2 separate regions of the Mus musculus genome follow, and region 2 is linked to region 1. A link is a loop called in an ENCODE intact Hi-C map of the cell type or tissue named here. Cell type or tissue: gastrocnemius. All regions are shown on one strand. Each heading gives the region's core, and the rest is flanking DNA. Links, peaks and the distances in the headings are about the cores only. Region 1 holds the start of Tmem132b (transmembrane protein 132B). Region 2 has its middle 36 kb from the start of 1700048F04Rik.

The links. Hi-C counts contacts between places; a loop is a spot of excess contacts. Peaks named below come from ENCODE experiments on the same cell type or tissue, not always from the same donor. Only the 100,000 strongest peaks of a DNase experiment are listed, where the experiment ranks them.
Region 2: it touches region 1 in a loop (4-fold over the local background); 9 of 42 quality-filtered maps call a loop at or near these places.

Annotation. Positions count from the first base shown.
Region 1 is chr5:125,525,474-125,535,803 of GRCm38, reverse strand. It overlaps Tmem132b (transmembrane protein 132B), which reads right to left and starts at 3,386. Exons shown (of 9, transcript NM_001190352.1): 1 at 3,114-3,386. The coding sequence starts at 3,174. In gastrocnemius, for the core only: a CTCF peak has its summit at 9,142 (motif pointing right); DNase peaks (open chromatin) are centred at 3,871, 5,802, 6,486, 9,147 and 4 more places; H3K4me3 peaks cover 1,151 bases.
Region 2 is chr5:125,959,427-125,969,756 of GRCm38, reverse strand. No RefSeq gene overlaps it. Among named protein-coding and RNA genes, the nearest start is that of 1700048F04Rik, 36 kb to the right of the region's middle. In gastrocnemius, for the core only: a CTCF peak has its summit at 5,508 (motif pointing right); DNase peaks (open chromatin) are centred at 1,414 and 5,504.

The DNA of each region.
Region 1 (10,330 bases), core at 1,600-9,599:
CACACACACACACGAGAGAGAGAGAGAGAGAGAGAGAGAGAGAGAGAGAGAGAGAGAGAGAGAGAGTCCAAGACGATGGGTTGAGAAGACAGAGCTTTAGCCAGTGGATAGGAGCCCCAGTTTGACAGAAATTCACACCCTCTGGCTGGCCTCAACCTCGGACCTGCAGCAGGACTGCGCTCAGAGGCGCCCATCTGCTCTGGACCACTTTCTCCAAAGAGCTGCGGGTGGTACCTAAGCCCCTCCTCCTTCTCCTCCTCCTCCTCCTCCTCCTCTTCCTCCTCCTCCCCCTTCCCCTCCCCTTCCCTCTCTTCCTCCTCCTAGGTCTGTGGGGAAACGAACTCTTTCCATCCCCCACTTTCAAACTGAGATGCAGAAGAATACAGGCTACCCAGAACCAGGGGTTCTCTGGGAAGGAAACCCTTGAGAAGTTTACTGCCTGAAACCACCCTCCCAGACTCCAAGCCAGTAAAGAAGGGGACTCCTTTTTGTCCTCCGGATCATGGCAACCGCCCCCGCTCTTTGTTGGCTCCAGTCACTAAAGCGGAGCTCCTGAGGAAACCCCCCACATCTCCCGGTTCTGGCCATTGGCTGTAGGAGGGGTGCCAGATGATTTACTCTGGGAAGGTCCCCAGTGCCATTAAATCACTGGAGGCTGCGACGGAATTTGCATTTTTTCCCCACACCATGGGGCCACCCCTTCCCAAGGCGTGGTGTAATGAGGAACAAATAGACTACTACACGGGGCCAAGCAGGACTAAGCCCTGTGACTTGCAAGGCAACAGCGCCGTCCCTACGATTTGCAAACTTGTCACTAGCAAGGCTGGGGGCGAGGGAGGGGCTCGGGTGGAGGAAGGTGGAGAACCCTATCTACCCCATTCCACAGACACCCTCTCCAAACAAAAGCATCAAGGGTCAACAAAGCAAGGCTTGTCAATTTCCCCCAGGGGACAGTGGTCTGTCTCTGCATCACTAACTTCCAAAGCCACAGCATGAACAAACACGGTTTGAATGATGGGGCCCCCTAGTCGCTAAGCCGGAGGATTGGTGCTGACTCCAACCAAGTGCAATTCCGTATGCTTCAGCCCTCACGAAGCTCCAAGAAGTCCGCCCACCGCTCTCCTTCCCGGGGTAGCTGCCCACGCAGGAAGAGGGCACAGGCAACAGAACGTGTGCTATAGGAGCGCCTCCGTACAGCTGAACTCTTCAAGCCCCACTTCCAGGGTCTCAGCCACTCAATCTAAGGTTGGTCCAGAAACGATCTAGAAAATGCAGCCAGTTCTAGATGAAGCTGGTTAACTCCCAACCAACCAACCAACCAAGTGTAGGCAGCTCTTTCAGAAACATCACCCTTGTTTTGGAGCTAAATATAGGCTTAGCAAACTGTGTTTCTCTTTATGTCCCTGGTGGGAACCGATGGAAGGCATGGGCAACCGAGGACCCAAAGTATGGCAAGCTATGCAGCCGAGAGCTGCACTGACACCTCCTAGGAGGGCCGGGAATGAGTTCCCAGGGGTGGCACATCCTCTCTTCTACCACAAGCCTCCCAGAGCCATCCACGCACAGGCTCTTCTGTAGCTGGGTGGGGCTGGACAGGGTGAGGGGACTCGTTCTGGCACAAGGCAAGAAACAGGCAGCTTCCTCCTTCAAGGTTGCCCAGGATGGCTTTTTGAACACAGCCAGGCGAACGCTGACCCCCGTGGAGAGAGAAAATAGCCACAACACTGTAATTTGCAAGTCCGAGGGACTGTGCACTTTGGCAACCGCGTCTCAGAGCTTCCGCTCTGAGGAAATGGCCTGGACCCCCGTCAGTGCCCCTCTCCAACCCACAGGGGAGTTCCAAGAGCAAGCAGCTCGAGGTTGCTCATTAACGGCGCCAAGGAAGAGCCCTCCACTTGAGGACCAGAGCCATCCTCCAGTGGTGCAAACAAAGCCCAAGGCTGGCCACCATCTCTCCAAGGGGAAAGTCTTAGTAAATATTTGGGGTCACTTGAGGTCATCTAGAAGGAAGGCAATATTTACTTTTGCCTATGCACAGTCATCCTTCCAAACAAGTTGGCATCCAGGTTTACTCCTAAGTGCGACCTCACCCAGGCAGTCGGAGCCGCAAAGTTGAGGGTGCATTTTTCCTTCCGCGTTCTGGGTATCTGTACGGTCGGTTTTTGTTTTAAGGAATGGGAAGCGAAGCTCTCAGTCTAAAGCTACCTGCTCCCAAAACGTGGGCTTTAAAGGTCTGGAGAACACAGCCCTCATACGCACATGAACAGGGCTCGTGACTGTCGCTTCTTCCCAGCCTTTGGGATTGTCTCTACTTGCCTGGGGTGGGGGAGGGGGGTACTGTCATTTTAGGATAAGCTTCCTCTACAACCAACACGTAGCAACACCGAGGTGGCTGAACCTAGCCAACTCCATCCCAGGCTGCAAACAGCATATAACTGGCTATTCTGACTTCCCCCATTCGCGGGGTTTAGGCGACAGCTGCGCAGGTGCCAGTCTGGAGCCAGACTCCCGGATCCCGGGGCGAGGGCTCTGAACACCTTCACGTTAGACATCACTAGGTGCCTGAGCGGACCACGCTCCCGGGTCCTGCTAGACCACGTATGGGTCAGGGTGCTGGGACGACCCGCGCTTCCAGAGGGTGAGCGGCAGGGTCACCTGGCTGCCTGCGGAAGCTACTTTGGGAGACAGCGGGAGCCACTTGGGGGAGCGGGTAGCTTTGGGAGGCTGGAAACAGAGGGGCAACCAGGCGCGGGAAGGACTGCAGCCAAGCCAGACATGGCCAGCCCAGACGACCTCCAGGCCCCGCAGGTGTCCAGACAACAGGACAGCAATCCACGGACGCTGGGCCACTACATCTCCAGCAGACCCCGGGGCCCGGGTGCCAGGCAGCGTAAGGAGGGGTATTTCAGGGAGCCCTGCCTGTGGCTCCCGGAGCCCCAAAAGGATCCAAAGGGCAGCTGGGACTGGAGAGGAGGCAAAGGGGACGCGCGCGGGGTTTGGGCCGCCCGGGGCTCCCCAGACCCGCCAAGAGCAGGAGGCGGCGGCCGCCCGGGACTTGGGACCCAGGCAGCAACTTTGCGCGCGGGGTCGGGGAGGGGACGCGGCCGCGTTACCTGCGCAGCGGAGCGCGCTCAGCGCCAGCAGCAGCCCGAGCGACGCGGCCGGGGCCCGCATGGTCCTCCCGGGAGCCGGCGCCGGGCTCCGCTCGCTCCTGCGCCGCCGCCTCCCGCACCTCTCAGCTCCGCGCTCGGCCGCCGGCTGCAGACGGCGCCCGGGCTCAGCGCGCGCCCGCCCTGCACTTGGCCGGAGTTGCGCGGCCCCCGCCGGCGCCGCGGCTCCTGCGCCCCAGCGCGCGTCCCATCCCGCCGCCGCCTCGGCCAGCGCCAGCTGCCGGCCGCCCCTCCAGCCAGCGCGAGAGTGAGCGAGCCGAGCAGGGAGGAGGGGAGGGAGGAGGGAGGAGGAGGGGAGCAGCCAGGAGGGAGGAGGAGGGAGGAGGACAGGAAAGGAGGAGGAGGAGGGAGAAGGGGAAGGGAGGAGGAAGGAGGAGGGAGAGGAGGAGGAGGAATGGGGCTAGAAGAAGAGGGAGGAGGATGGAGTTAGGGAAGGAAGGAGATGAAAGGAGGAAAGGAAGGGGAGAAGAAGAGGAATAGGGAAGAGAGGAAGAGAGAGGAGGAACATACCCAGAGATGTTAAAGAATAGAAAAAGAGGAGGCAGGGAGGTGTCCTCCCCCCCCCCCAGTCCCCTCCCCTCCTCCGGGCCAAGACACCAGGCGGCCACCCAGCGGTTAAGCGTCAGGATGTGTCACTCACTCCCAGGGGAGAGCACAGGGCCGCCAAGGCCTGTGGAGACCCGAATAGGTAGTCGGGCAGGGACAGAGAGAGCGTTTAGAGTGCGGAGCGGGTTCCCAGGGAGTGTTGGGAGGGAGCGCAACGCTGGGCGTCCCCGGGGTTGAGAAGGCAAGCAAGCTACCGGAGAGGCCCGCAGAGGAGGCATCTGTGAGGGATAGATTGCTGCGCGCAGACTAGGGCACGTGATAGATGTGGTGTGGCCTGAGAGCCCGCAAGAGTATCTACCAGCCTCAGGCAGATCAGAGCGCTCTTTCTGTGCTAAGGAGTGGGGAGAGGAGGCACGGCTCCGCCACCAAGGCAGGTCGTCCGATATGTCCACGAAGTGGGCCAGGCTTCAGCCCGGCGTGGGAAGAGAGTCCCAGCTTACAGGGACCAAGAAACTACAGTCCCTTTGAATGCACAGCCTAGTCCAGGCGACAGGTTGAAACAGGGAAGCTCCGAGGTGCTTCTCTGAGAGGCCCTGGAAGTTCCCTTCACCAGGCTGCAAAGCCAGACAGAGGCTGTGGTGTCTAAACACCTGAATTAGAGTCTGGGTTCTGCTCAACCTGCCACCAGTTTCTGGTGTCCTGGCTTGGCGTAGAAAAATGGGTCAGAAGCCGGGAGTGGTGGCGCACGCCTTTAATCCGAGCCCTCGGGAGGCAGAGGCAGGCGGATTTCTGAGTTCGTGGCCAGCCTGCTCTACAAAGTGAGTTCCAGGACAGCCAGGGCTATACAGAGAAACCTTGTCTCGAAAAACCAAAAAAAAAAAAAAAAAAAAAAAAAGAAAAAGAAAAAGAAAAAGAAAAAGAAAGAGAGAGAGAGAAAGAAAGAAAGAAAGAAAGAAAGAAAGAAAGAAAGAAAGAAAGAAAGAAAGAAAGAAAGAAAGAAAGAAAAAAAGAAAGATGGGTCAGACCTCAAATCAGTCAACAGGGATGATGCAGACTGTGGCCCAGCATCCTTAGTTGAGAACCCAGGGCAGGCAAAACTCATAATCCTCCAAAGAGCCTCAATTTCCCAACCTGAGACATAAAGTCAGGGCAGCCTCTAGCTGGTATTCCCAGGAATGCACACAGGAAACCCCTGACCCGATCCGCCAAGGGTAACACCCTCATGCTCGCTGCAGCCGTTATCACCGTGTCTGATTTGCCTCCATGGGCGAGTATCAGCACACTCCGGCCTTCCCAGCTGGTGAGGGGGCTGGTGGACCTACTTCATTAGTAGGGACTCATTAGTCCAGGCAGCTCCAGGCTCTTCCACAATTTTTTAAAAAAGAAGAAAAGAATAAGGAGCAGGAGCAGGTTAGTTACCAAGAACAAATTCTGCTCTGCCTGCAGCCCTCCTTCATAAGGAATCCTGTCTTTGCCATGCTCCTGGCAAAGGCATCAATAGGTGGACAGTGGGTTCTGGGTTTCTTTCTTTCTTTCTTTCTTTCTTTCTTTTTTTTTTTTTTTTTTTTTTTTTTTTTGGTTTTTCGAGACAGGGTTTCTCTGTATAGCTGCCTCTGCCTCCTGAGTGCTGGGATTAAAGGCGTGCGCCACCACCACCCCGCTTGGGTTCTGGGTTTCTTCTTGAGTTCAGAGGTTCTGTGTGTCCCCTCTCCCTGGTGACTATGGCTGTAGGGGATGCTACCCAACCTCAGGTACTTCTGGGTGCCACTCCAGTCACCTTTTCCACCTCTCCTTCATTTACTAGCGAATATCACTGAGCTGTGCACCTACTGTGCTCGAGGCCTGGGCTGGATGGTGAGGACTCAAGAAGTAAACACAGCAGGAACCGCCACTCTTGAGGAACTGGGATTGAACAGCAGCCCCGTGATGGAGATAGCGCAGGCTGCAGCCATAGCCAGAGGGAGGCCAGGGTGTATTGGACCAGGTCATCAAGAGCTAGGATCTGTGACCAGAGGGATTCTATGGCTTCCTTGGTAGGGGCATAGTACATGGAAGGCAGGCCACAAGCCAAGATCCATAAATCCCCGGGGGTGATGGAAGGCATCGGTTACCTTACCCCCACCTCACACACACTCCCGTTCAGTTCAGAGGTACCTCATCACATCTCAGAGAACCTCTAGAGCTGGGCCGGAGTGCGCTCCCCAGCTGACCCTTGCTGGTGATGATGTAATACCACAGAGGAAGGAGGGGTCTGTTTTGTGGAATGGCTGACAGGGAGAAGGCAGGTTAGTTGCTGTGCGACTTTGTAGAAACCCCTAACGCTTTCTGAGCGTCCCTGCTTTGGCCTGTACCTTCACTGGGCGAGGATTTCTGCGTGTTAACCAAGCCGGTGTTTCTGATAGTATTTATGGAAATTCTAAGCAGAGGGGTCTGGAGGGCCCAGAAGAGCTGAGGAGCTGAGGGTATAACCAGGAGACCCTGTAGCTCCCTCAGCAAGTGTATCTTCTCATCCCTGCTCAACTTCAAATCCCCATGTTTCACCTGGCCTGGGGAGTACCAAGCAGGACTCCCAAGGTTCTATACATACACAAAGAAGCTGAGGTTGGAAATGACTCTCGCCCTGGTTCTGTAGTGTGGTAAGGGAAATCTAACCTGACCTTGAGGTGTAGAGCTCTGACCACCCCGAAGTAGCAGGTGGCTGTTCCCTTGGGACCCTCCCAAGCCTGGCCTCTAAAACCCTGCCCAGGTGCCTCTGGGCTTTGGACAAAGAGCAACATTACCATCTTGTGGCCAAAGCGGGTAGTGCATCCCTAGGTGGTGCAGGTTCCTCGCCCGGGGAATCAGGAAAGCTTGGGGCTGAGGCTCTCCATCCCCAATAGCTGGGCTAGACCAGGCACCAGGCTTGACACAAGGAACCCCAAGTGCAAATCCTGGGAGAAAGGAAGGGAGAATGGAAGGAAGAAAGAAGAAAGAAGGAAATGAAACTCAGGGTTGAAGAGCAGGTTAACAAGATGCCAGAAGTCCCCCATAAGCCTGTGACTTGAGACCAGATGGGAGGAAAAGCAAGAGATCTCAGCAGGAAACGACACTCACCCCACACACCTGACTTCAGTCCCCGGAATCCACAACGGAAGGAGAGAGTTGACTGCCACACGTGTGCTGCGTTACATATAAAGCATCACCATTCCCACTTCATAGTCATGCACAACAATCGCTTTTTTTAAACCGAAATGGTCTCACTATGTAGTCCTTCTGGCCACTTGCTGACTGAGGGGGTGATGGGAGGGGCTCCCGTAACCACTTATGCCAGTGCCCACCAGCAGTTCTTTGCTTTTCTACCGGTGGAAGAAAGCAAAACGCTTTTCCAGAAAGTTTTAGCCACCGTGTCGTCGGGCTGATCCTGCACAGACCATTCTCTGAGAGGATACACTGTGGTGCTTAAACTCTGCTGCTCCTTCAGGCATTCTTGACTTGCAGCCAGAAACAGCCTGGATGATAGATGCCGGTTTTGGGAGAGCCCTGAATGGACAGTCAGTCAGTCGTGCATATTTAGCTCTCAACAGAACAACTTGAATAATGTATGTCAAAAAGTAGAAGAAAACACACACATACATACATACAAAATGTTTCTTCTCCTATGCTGGCTTTTTGAGGGGTAAGTAGTTCTCCAAATCCCGTGTTCCTGACACAGACTCAAGACATAGGTACTGAGAAAACAAAACCTAGATGACACTTGGAGTGTCTTTGGGTGCATTCCATACCCCTCTCCCCACACTCTCTCCCCACCCCTGTGATGGTTTGTATATGCTCAGGCCAGGGAGTGGCATCATTAGGAGGTGTGGCCTTGTTGGAGTAGGTGTGTCACTGTGGGTATGGGCTTTAAGACCCTCATCCTAGCAGCCTGGAAGTCAGTATTCTGTTTGCAGCCTTCAGATGAAGATGTAGAACTCTCAGCACCGCCTGCACCATGCCTGCCTGGATGCTGCCATGCTCCTGCCTTGGTGATAATGGACTGAACCTCTGAACCTGTAAGCCAGCCCCAATTAAATGTTGTCCTTATAAGAGTTGCCTTTGTCATGGTGTCTGTTCACAGCAGTAAAACCCTAATAACTCAGTGAGAGTGTCATGTGACAGCATTGTCACGAGACTGCATTGCTTCAAGCATTCTATATTGAAAGCATCTCTCATGCTGCCTAACAATGTTTCTCTGTGTGACAGTTTGAAAGATGCACTTGGCCCTGCCCTTAGGATAGTCCTTGTTTAGTTCCATCAGTTTCCCTGAGGAAAAACCAAAGGGCCCCCTGTGTTTCACTGGGGGGGGACGACAAAGGTTTGAGGCTGGAGTGTGGCTCAGAAGTGGAACAAGTTCCATCCTCAGCGTTGCAGAGGGAGGAAGGGGAAAGAAGGAAAGAAAGGAGCTGGAGAGATGGCTCAGTTGGTAAGAGCATTTGTTGTGCAACCCTGAAGCATTAGAGTTTGAACCCCGGCACTTGTGTGAAAAGCCAGGTGTGGCCATGAGCACCCAGAACCCTTGAAATGTGGGGCCGAGACAGCTGGATACATGGCCCAAAACAAGGAGTGTAAGAGACCCTGTCTTGAGGATTTAAGGTGGAAAGGGAGAGAGAGCACTTGATGTTCTACTTCAGCCTCTACACTTGCAAAAAATGGGGGGCACAGCGGGGGGGGGGAGACCAGGCCGGGGGGGCGGGGGGGAGATGGAGGCAAAAAAGAGAAAAAAAGAGAAAGAGGGCAAAGGAAAGTCTGTCTAAGCTGCTTTTCTTATACATGGTCAGATGCACCCTTAAATCCACACTGTGGAAGAAGGAGTCAGAGGTTGTCTAATACAGGTCTCCTTATAAAACACATTCAAGCTGGGCAGTGGTGGCGCACGCCTTTAATCCCAGCACTTGGGAGGCAGAGACAGGCAGATTTCTGAGTTCAAGACCAGCCTGGTCTACAAAGTGAGTTCCAGGACATCCAGAGCTACACGGAGAAACCCTGTCTCGAAAAAAAACAAAACAAACGAACAAAACACACACACACATTCAAATTCCCACCCTTTAGTGGCAGTGGCCAGTGGCCTCAGAGCTAATTCACAGCTCCAGACCCAGCCTTCTCTGCTTCCTTGAAGTTTTGCCTGCGAACCTTAGCCTTTAACAGCAGAGTGAAGGCTCCGGCCCCTTCAGTCCCTTGATTCAGTTTTAACGCTTCGCTGCGTCCCATTCGCTCAATAAGTGGAATATTCCAACAGAATTAGCTCCTTACCCACCCCAAATCTGTAAATATTGACGTTTACAATGAAATGTACGTGTTTGGGGAGATCATTGCCACCTCCAATGTCATCACCTTTTATATATATTTACTTAATATACATGTAGGAGTATGTGACTTCCTGTATGTACATCACATGTGTGCAGTACCGGTAAAGGCCAGAAGAGGGCAGCAAAGTCCCCTGGAGCTGAGGCCACAGACTGTCAGAATACTCTTAAAGCCACTGCTGCTGTGGCTGTTGCTGCTACTGGTTTGTTTGTTTGTTGTTTGTTTGTTTGTTTTATTTTGCTTTGGGATTTTATTTGTCTGTTTGTTTGGGTTGGATTTGGGGGCTGTGTGTATGTGTGTGTCCATGTGCTGGAAGTCTACACATAATGTGGAATGCACTCGTATGTGCTCCACCTTTGAGCATTGCCAGCCCCTCTCAGTGTATGAATCCAGACGCTTCGGAGAAACCCAGCATCCTGCTCTCTGCACATGGGGCCTGGGTCCTCAGGACACCACAGGTTTCTCCCATCTGCCTGCCCTTTCCCTTGACCACATCTGCCTATGTGGTTCTTAAATCATTCCTAACTCTCATAAATTCTCCATATCCTCTCTTCTTTGTTCAGGAGCCCTTCCTGTGGGGAAATGAGAGAGCGTTTAGTGTCACACCAAGATTCGTGCTAATTAGCTTCTAGGGTGTGAGGAGTTCACAGCCCTGTGGCGGTGAGGGATCCCTTAGCCCAGAGCAGAGTAGGGAGACCTTGGGATTGTCTGTGGAGGGGACACCTGTAGTCCCACGTGATCTTCTGAGCAAAGCCGGCTATAAGCAACCGGCTCTTCTCATCCCTGCGTGTAGCCAACAGGAAGCTGTAAGTTTCCCCCTGAACCAGAGGACTCAGCAATGACATTTTCATTATGACAAACCCCTAAGTAAGGAGGGACTCAGGGCTTGCACAGGCTGTGGCTTTGGGTCCAGCTGGTGTCATGACTCAGAATCTTCAAGGTCCATGAGAAGATTCTTCTCAGCAGCTGAAGAGCAGGAAATATTGGCATGAAGTAAGGTCACGGTGATGATAAAATGACCCTCGAGGATGCCTGGGGCATGCTCAAAACGCACATGAATGCAGTAGTAACAGAGGCCAGAAGGGGGCGCCAGATCCCCTGGAGCTGGAGTTAAAAGTAGCATCAATCCATCCGATGTAGGTGCCAGGAACCAAACTGAACCTCTGTAAGAGCAGTATGTGCTCTTAACTGCTGAGCCATCTCTCCAGCCTGTCCTTGCCCACCTCCAGGATTTATCCTGAGTAGAAGTGGTTGAGCGAGTCACAGAAAAAGAAGAGAGTGGACACGCCCACATT
Region 2 (10,330 bases), core at 725-8,724, 430 kb before region 1:
TACCAAGAGAACAAACCCCCCTTTTCCAGATTCTGCCTAAGAAGAAAAACAGTTATAGATGTGTCTTGCCACCCCTGCAAACAAACAGCCTATTCTAAAGGTCTTACTGGGAGCTACTACCACCAGAAACTGCAGCTCTAGGGTCTGCAAACTGGCGGCCAGCTGCCTTGGTTCTCTGAGAACATCTCGAAGTCTAATAATGGGAGACAGTGAATACCAGGTCCTCAAGGCCTTCTTGCAGATAGGGTCAGTCGGAGGGCCTGGAGATCAGCACAGGGCTTGCTCCCTCAGCCATAATAACTCCTCCAATTGGTGACTGCATCGAGGTGACCAGGACTCTATCTTCCAAGAGCTGCATGCGAGCACTTGCCAGACTTTCAACTCTCAAGAGTCTCCAGAGCTACCAAGAATTAAACAAGGGCAGAGAAGAGACAGGGTTGTCTCCTCTGCCACCTGGCCCAAGTGAGGATACTCCAGCTCAGTCCAGGAAGCCAGTCCTCCCAAATGTTCCCACACTCTCCTTCAACCATCAGGCTCCTCCCCTGTGGATGGAGGATGGAACCATCATCAAAAGGCCATTCCCCATAAAGAAAGGGACACTGAAGAACACTGAATTATTATTTTTCTACTGCTATTGAACATCATTTTCTCTTCATGCCATCCGTATAAATGTAGAAATCAGTACCATGCTTCCATGTCCAGTGATGAGATAAACTTGCCGTGAGATATATATTTATCAGAATTATGTAAACAGATGCAGCACGGAGGTGCACACCAATCATCCCACCTCTCAAGAGGTGGAGGCAGGAGGATCGGAAGTTCAAGGCCAGCCTGGACTACTGGAGACCCTATCCTTAAGAGCAACGACGACAACAAAGCATAAACAAACAAGAAAGCAGGTCACTACACTGAGGTAGGGTAGCCACAACACAGATCATAAGAGGGTTCTAGAGCAACTGGAATTAAAAGGAAATCATGCTTCACTTTTCCTATGCCTTAAACAGACATGATCAGCCAATATTTCTTGAGGAGTCACCTGCTTGGCACCCTGATGCTATCTCTCCAAGCTTGTAACAAGGAAGCTCAAGGGTGCCACGTCTCACAGCTGGAACTGTGCCATTAGATCTCCGAAGGATGGAGAAAGGGAGAGAAGGAGGGAGCGAGTTCATCGATGTAGTTGGTCACCACCAGCTCTGGTTTTAGCTGACACAGATCAGACCCTTGGAGGCGGACCTCAGTCTGAAATCACGGCTGTGGGAAGACAAGACAGAGAAAGGGTAGAGCAACATTCCCACTCAACTTGTTAAAAACAAAAGGCCATCACTCTGGTATCAGCAAATGTTACTGGGGGGTAATAAAATGTCATTCTATCTCTGCTGGCAAAGGACTCACAGGGAGATGGCAGATGGGTTTGCAGGAGCAGGCTGGTGACAGCAGGGCCATCAAACAGAGTGCATTTGCTCAGGGAGTCAGCAGTGAAAAGACGGGGAGAGATGGAGGAGAGAAAAGAAAGATAGAGGGAGACACAGAGAGCGAAAGAGGCAGAGAGGAAGAGACACAGCAAGGAGAGAGGAGAGAGACAGAGAGAGAGAGAGAGGGAGAGAGGGATACAGACATGGCGAGGAGAGAGGAGGAGAAAGATAAAGAGAGGAAAGAGGAAGAGAAGATGTGAGAGAGATGAAGATAGAAGGAGATGAGAGGGAAAGAGAGACACTGAGGGGCAGGAAGAGAGGTAGAGGAAGAGAGCGGCAAAGAGGAGCTGGTCATTAGTGGGTTAGTCTTTACCACCTTACCGAGAGAGAGACAGAGAGAGAGAGAGAGAGACAGAGACAGAGACAGAGACAGAGACAGACAGACACACATATAGACACACCATAGATACACAGACACACAGAAAAACAATCACACACACACATACACAGACACACAAACACACACATACACACAAACACACACATACACAGCTCTACATACACCTCCCCCACCCCTGCTCTTATGCTTTTGTGTCTATTTGCACATCCATCCTTGGATCTCATTTTGGGAAGATGAGCCACTGTCTAATGGAGCTGAGAGCTGACATTTCAGAGGGCGGGGAGACAAATGACACCAATGACATCTTATAGTTAGTTCAACATTGTTTCCTTGCAAATGGCAAGTCACACTGCACTCATATATCCCAGGAGCCAAAGTTAAAAGCTTTCCTTAAAAGCTGCTTAAAATGCCTTAGTTCACAAAAACCAAAACAAGCCAGTGATCTTTCCCCCTGCCAACTTTGACACCAGCCACAAACTCCACAGCCATGCCTCCCCATGCACATGGCCTCTGAAAGCCAAGCAAAGCTGAACCACAACACCAGGGAGCCACATAATGATTAATCCTGTTTCCTAAGGAGGAGTCAAACAGAAACTCAAAATAGTTCAGAAGTGGCTGGAAGCAACCTAGCCTAGTTGAATAAATGGGTCCTCCGTGGCTTAGACTAAATTACCCTCTACCTAAGAATGCCAACTACTTACAGTCTTTAGTAGCCAAATTCATTTGTTCAATAAAATGCAGATATGGGTCAGAGTCTGGAAGCACACGGGATAACACAGGGTCTGATCTAATATCAGCCTTGGAGACAAATATAAACCAGGTGAGAAAAGGACCCAAGAATCTCACCCAGCTGTGAACCCTGCAAGCTGCAATAACAATCAGCTGGCAAGATGCGCCCATAGGGGTACTAGTGGTATGAACCTTATGGGAATAACCAACCACTTTCGGGTTGGATTTAAAGACAAGACAGAACTCATGTCTTGTCTTGTTAACTGGGCCAAAACTACATCACTGGCTAGACCATAGGCCCTCGGGGAAAAGCTAGTACTGTTATTCTGGTAGAAAGCCAGTATATTACATGTAAAAATATAACTTCCTTTCTTCAGATTGGTATTGCATCTGAATACCAATACAAACACCTATTGGTTAAATGGTGACTTCTTTCTTCATTCATCTTTCTAGCTAATATTATACTTAAGGCTGAGGATTTACAAGAAATAAAAAGATACTTTTAAAAATTTATGTAATTACTTCTACAAAGGAAGGGTTAAAAGGCATGATATACAGAGTGAACATCTCTTACCTACAGACCTTCATGCACCAACCCGTGAGACATTGGCAAAACCAGGTCTTTTTGATGTCGCCCCGATGAGCCAGGCAGACCAAACCTTTGCTCTATCCGAGTCATACAGACAGAAGTAATTTCAAGCCCCATTAAATAACTATTCATCTTCGCTTGGTAATGTGCCTATGTTCTGCTGGGTCTGCTTCAAGTGTTCTGTGTACACAGGCCAGACGCGACCTTCCAGGTATTGTAAAGACTTTAAAGCCTCTGATAAAATAACATCCTGTGGCAAGGGATGATGTCAAGCCTGGTATTTTAACTTCGATCAAGATGCAGAACTATGAGAGTATTCAATTATCTAAATGCGACAGTGTTACATGGCAATGTTCCCCGGGCTGACATATTAATCTACTTGACATTCAACACATTATGCTGTGTTTTTATAGAGTGATAGCCATTTCAGAAGGCCAGAGCTTCTGCCTTTCAGCTGGGCCCCCCCGTGTACCCTGACTGCTTCTATCAATGCACTTATTATTGATATAAAGGAGGCACATTTAAATGTCTCAAGGAAGGAAAGTACATGGGGATTTCAGGAGAATTAGCTCAAGGTCAAGGATGCACGCATGATAAATCTGCCCTGTCTTTTATTCTGTCCTGAAGAGATGGATTTTAGATGATGGTAGAACTACTTCATCGTCAATAAAACCCCAGCCCACAGTAGCTTCCCCTTTAAGGAAGCTCCCTCCTTGAACTTTCTGTAATAAAAACATAGAAACAGGGGAAAGCTCCTGACCTCCTCCTCCCCACAGATAACGAGCATTCTCAGGTCATGCACCAATGCCTCCTGCTCAACAACAATTTGTTAAAACAGCTTCCGAGTGTGAACCGAGGTGAGGTGTGAGGTGAGGTGTGCTTTGTGTAAATTATCTTGTTTAGCGTTGTAATTAAGGAGGGAAACAGCAAACCTTAAGATTCTCTCAAACACTTACTTGACTGACAAACACATTTAACATGTGGGCGGGGCGGGGCCCCTCCCCCTCCCCCACTTAACCCATTAACATTTCAAGTTGCTTTTCCCAAAGGGAACAGGCTTGTGGGCATGTACGTGTAGTGTTACATGTGTACATGTATGCACACACATGTGGAGGTCAAAGGACAACCTCGTGTGTCAGTTATCATTAAGACCATTCATTTTGCTGAGACAAGGTCTGGAACTTTTCAATTAGGCTAAACTGATTGGCCAGCAAGCTCAAGGGAATCCTGTCTCTGCCTTCCAAGCTCTAGAATTACAAACACGTGCCACTGTGATCAGCTTTTTCATGAGTTTGAGGGAACTCAGCTACCTGCCCTTGCCCTACAAACACTGTCGTGATGAAGCGATCTCCCCAGTGCCCAGACAAGCCTCTAAAAACATAGAAACGAGGAACAAAACCAGAGTAGGTACCCAGGTCGGCACCATCTGCCACAGGAATGAGCCACAGAGAATGCTAACCAGTAAGCTCTCAGATGTGTGTGTAGCATCATTACCCACCAGCCTGGTGCAGCTGCATGAGAAAGAGCCCAGTCAATCACAGACCCATGACGGATACTAGGTAGTCATCTGAGGCCATTAAGTTATTACTGGGTGTGTGTACCCAACACTAATATACCAATTTTCCCACTGGAGGACATTATGGATGGTTACTTTGCCAAATATTTAAAAAGAGAGCAAGTTTAGATTCCTTGAGCTCCGTATGTACCGCAGGTGTAACCCACGGTGCCCTTGTCTTTACCAAATGTGCTAGAATATCCTGTCTCAAATGTTGTGCCCAGATGTCTGGGTCCCCAAAGACCACCAGGAATCTGAATCCATATGTAAAAGCAAAGAGCTTTTATTCAAGCTTTAGCTCGGACACTCAGACCCCTCCAACGACACAGCGGATGGATTCGTGCTGAGAGCCCCAGTCTCAATTAGGCAGGGGGGGTGTGGGGAGGGGGAGACTCTAGCCTAGCAGTTGCCTTACTTGGCAAGGGGTATCTTGGCACACAGGGATTGGTCAATGATGACTTCAGCCAGCTTGATCAATTTATTTATAACCTCTGAAATTTTAGGCACTTTCCCTCTATTCCCTGATTGGCTCGGACCCAGGGCAGCTTCTTTCTGGGATTGTTTGTTTCTATTAACTAGAGTTCAAACCAGGGACAAGCAGGCTCAAGACGGAATCAGCTTACAAATTGGTGTTTCTTCCATCGCCTGTGTTCCTCATTAAATGCATTCAGTGTTCCTCCAAGACCACCAGACACAAAGCATGCAATATACGTAGGCAGATGATAAGCGCACATTCGTGAAATTATATTTCTAAGATTTATTTTCATTTGTGGATGTGTATTTTAGCTGCATAATTCACGTGTGCAGTTCCCACAGAGACCAGAAGAGGGCAGCAGACCTAGTGGAGCTGAAGTTACAGGCAGGCATGAGCCATCTGACGTCAGTGCTGGGAACCAAACTCGGGTAACATGGAAGAGCAGCAAGCATTCTTAAGCTCTGAGCCCTCATCTCTGCTGCTTAACATATGTGTTTTTGAAGTGTCAACATTTTGTCCCGTTCTTATGACTCATTTATCACAATTTGTTCATATAAAACCTAAAAATCCATTTAGGAATACTGACAGCTGACAAGAATGACAAAAACATTATCCTCTGTGACTCTCCAAACTAGCTCCATTGTTTAAATTAAACATCAGTACAGCACCACTGCTTTGATTTTGAGAGCAAAAGATTGATTCTCCCCAAGGGGTGTTGTGCCCTGAGTTCACGGGAATCCCAGAAGAGACCAAGAATTGCAAACTCGGCTGCAAATGAGTCTTTTACTTTCAAGTTCGAATTCAGTTCGCCCACCTAGCACTCACTACATGAATGCTGGCAAGCGACCCTGAGTCCAGAAAACATTGGGGTTATATACATAGGAATAGTGTGAATATTCACATAAAGGGGAGTAGAGGGGGCTAATGGACATCTGTTCAAGGACTAATTTTATGGCCCGTTGTAACTGTCTGTGACCCAACCTCTGTTTACCTTTTACTTTTTCCATGGTCTCCCTCGAGCTTGTTATTTCTCTAAGGTCTCAAGGACTGGCACCTGGAGAGTTATCAGGGGGAGTGTTGGATGCCATTCTAATGTTAGGGGAGGGGGAGGGGCTGCTGCAGGAAGTACAGTAACAGGCAGTACAGAAACCAGCTGTCTGCATATCATGCTTGCCGTGAGGGGTGGGGGAAGAGGCAAATTGTCTGCACAACACTGAAGTCTCTCTAGTATCAGTGATTCGGGGGTTACAACAGGGGTAAACACTGAGCCCCTCCCTCCAGTAGTCGTGCCAGGTAAACAGGATTGCAATGTACAAAAAAATAGAAACAGAAGCCAGATGTCTGCTATAATCTCATCAATCGCCACTTGGGCACCTGTGATGTTGGGCGTGTTTCTTTTTCGTTAGAGCTCAACTTTATCTAATTTAATTTACGGGAATCCCTCTCCCAGTGTTTAATTTGATCGGTTGGAGTCTACACGCAGCGTTTCACACCCAAGAGTGTGATAGACCTGGGAAGGAGAGGACATACTCTAAAGAGTTGCAGCTATTCCTCGGCGCCTTAGGCTATTAGACCTTTGAAATAATGACACCTCTCCCAATTTAAAAATTCTCCAGGAATTCCATGCTGGAAAAACTGAATTCTGGTGCTGACCAGAGGGGAACCTTGTCTCCCAGGAAGAGATTCTGTGCGGTTCTGACATTTTTGTCAGCCATCCTTACTGGACAGACTATGCTGTGTCTGTAATGGGCTGGACCACACCTGACTAGGACAGTTTATTCATGCCTGGTGCTTTCTATTTGAACCTAAACATCATGTCAGAATCCTGGAAGACAGACTGGGGTACCCTTCTTATTTGTTCCTCTTCTCAACATGGTCATTTGAATAAATCTCCTTTTCTGCTTTTCGGCATTATTTATCTCTAATTGGCATATTGGAGGTTGGATGGCCAAACTCAGCTTATTGGGACTTTCAGAACCCAGATTTTTACCTTCAAACCTCCACTAACAACATCACCGATTGCTTATTGTCTTTATAGCTTCTGAAGGAAGCTGTATCTAGCAGTCATCAACTCTACTTCCCATGGCCCCTGTACTGGCTAGTTTTGTGTTCCAGCTTGACACAAGTTAGAATTATCAGAGAGAAAGGAGCCTCAGCTGATAAGATGCCCCCATGAGATTCAGCTGTAAGGCATTTTTTTTTTTCAATTAGTGATCAATGGAGGAGGGCTCATGAATGGAGCCATCCCTGGGGCTGGTGGTCCTAAGTTTTATAAGAAAGCAGGCTGAGCACCCCTCCATGGTCTCTGCATCAACTCCTGCCTCCAGGTTCCACTCCTCCTTGAGTGCCTGTCTTGACTTCCTCCAATGATGGACTATAATCTGGAAATGTAAGCCGAATAAACCCTTTCCTCCCCAGCTTGCTTTTTGGCCATGGTGTTTCCTCACGATAATAGAAACCCTGACTAAAATAAACTCCAAATCCCTGCAACCACCAATCAATTTCCTTTATGGATTCATGATTTTGAGGATTTAAGAGGGATCATATGGTATTTAATGTGTTGTGCCTGGCTTCCTTCACTTACCATGATATCCTTAGGGGTTGTATACTGTCCCGTCATATGGATACACCACATTGGGTTCACCCATTTGTTTATGGATGGCCACTTGGATCTTTTCCACTTTGAGCTGTTAGTAGTTCTACCTCTAGGATCATTTATATGCAAGTTTGGTGTAAAAGAGCATTTCTAATTCTATCAAGAGTGTTCCTAAGGGTGAAATTGTTTCTTCTCTCTATGTTTCTGTTTACCCATATATCCATGGGCAGGATAAAATACCTACTTCATAAGGTTACTATAAAGATTCAATTAATTAAATTTATCTAAGAATAAATGTAGGGTGTTTTTCCAGAACCCTAACTATTAACACGTTTCTCTTCCCACCATACCCTGGGCTTGGTTGCTTAGAAATTCCTAGCTTCTTGGCTCTGAACTCATGTTTTTTGTTTCGTTTTTGTTTTTGTTTTCTCCAATGGAAGCATCTTTATCCTGCTTATTCATGGACAGAACTTTTCATCTTTTAATTTTCAACAAAAAAGGTCTTCTTGGTAGGGTCTTCTCTGGTCCCTCATGAAAACAAACTCCTTTCTCAGCCTCGGGCACAACTTGTCTGCTGGTTCTGCCAAGCTACCATAAGAAACACCAGCAACCACTTCACTTGTTAACCATCCCTCACTGCGCCCCCATGAACAGTTGAACATAGTATGTACAATGTCCCCACCTTGATCTCCTTCATCAAGGACAAGATACACACCTTTATGCTCAAGAACTGTCTATTGAAGAAGAAAATTGGCCAATTAAAATAATTTTGTGTAATAATACTTTATTGGATATAATTTCCCTAATTTCAATAATTATTTCATATTTAGTTTTGGTCTTGATTCTAATTTTACCTCTAATGAGTATATTAGGGTATTTTGACTAGTTCTACATTGATATTCTGATAGGTCAGTGCACGGATTCAGGTCATATGTATATACTCACCAGTGACTGAGATGCTGATCCTAGGAACAAGTTAGTCTCATGACACACACACCCATGAGATCTCAAGGAAGTTTCAGGTATAAGTCCCATATTAGATTCTGAAAAGTAAAGTAAAAAACCTACATCTCTTGATTAAGTTCATCTTGACCCAAGCTTGTTTCTGTGGCTCTGACCACACTGGTCCTCACCAGCAACTGAACCCCCAAAACATGCATGTCAGAGGAAATTCTACTATATATGACATCTAACAAAATCTCCCAATGTGTAAAAATGCTTAATTTGGGAGCTGGGGGGTTCTGGGGTTAAGCTCTCTTGATGCTCTTGCAGAAGACCTGAGCTCAGTCCCCAGCTCCTAAGTCATTCATCTTACAACCAATCATCTATAAGTCAAGCTCCAGGGGCATCTGTCATTTATTTCTGGTATCCATTGGCAACTGCACTCATGCACATGTGTGTGCACGCACACACACACCCCCACACACCCACCAAACATGCATGTGCACGCACACAAATACATTCATATATATACATTTAAAGATTGAAACAACATTGAAGCATTTGTTGTAGAAAATGAAAGAAACTTCTCACCTGGGCCCATTTCCCTTACCCCAGGATCATGGGGCAAGCATGCCATTCTCTAACCGCAACAGTCAAATTTAAACTGAGAAACCAGTAGTTGCAGAATGGACCACTTATGAGCCCACCACCTGGTTAGGTTTGCCCATTCTGCAATATTGCTCCATCACCAACTCTCGTGTTTCTCTCTCTCTCTCTCTCTCTCTCTCTCTCTCTCTCTCTCTCTCTAGCTTTTTTTCCATTAAGGCTAAGTCACTGTCTATCATTTTAGCTATGTCTAGATAATAGTTGTTTTCTTACTAAACTTTATAAAATACAAGGTTTATGAAGGCAGATTTGACTTTTTGGTCAGCTCTCCCCTCCCCAGCTCTTTAAGACAGCCAATGTTGGGGGGAAATATTCTCCAAGTTTCATCATATTTTATTCTGGAGGAAAGCTCCTTAAAATTCAAGAAGTGAACAAGTCCCAAGTCTCAGGAAATCTCCAAAAGTAACCAGATGTACAAGACCTTCAATCCTCAGGTTTATATCAGCTACTGAGGAGATTCCAACCAGCAACACTGCTTAAATGAGAATCTCAGACCAGTTGAGCCTCCTGAAAGAGACTCTTTCCTGTCAAGTACTTTCAAACAGGAAGGAGAGGCCCAGAGTTCCAGATTTTGAGTCTGTGGGAGGGTTTTGGTGATGTAGCTATCTTTGTGGTCTCTGTGTTCCTATAAGCAAGCCCTGCACTCACACACCTGTAAGAAGCCCCGGTGAAGTCATTCATTCACCAAGATGGACTTTGGTGATTCCATTACTTTACGCTGTGGCCATTTTCCTGTCTGATGTTACATCTGTGCATGTCTCCCTAAGAACTGTGCCACATGACAACCAGATACAAGGAGCCCTGAAACCATATCTGCTGGAAGACCAGGTGACACACAGTTTGAAGGCTAGCTCCCACTCTTTCTCTCCTTGTCCTGTCAACCACTGTGATAGATGCTATAAGTAGCTCAGGACAAATCCTCTTCTCACTGAGTCTGACCATGATGTCATGGTGCAACTGAGCATG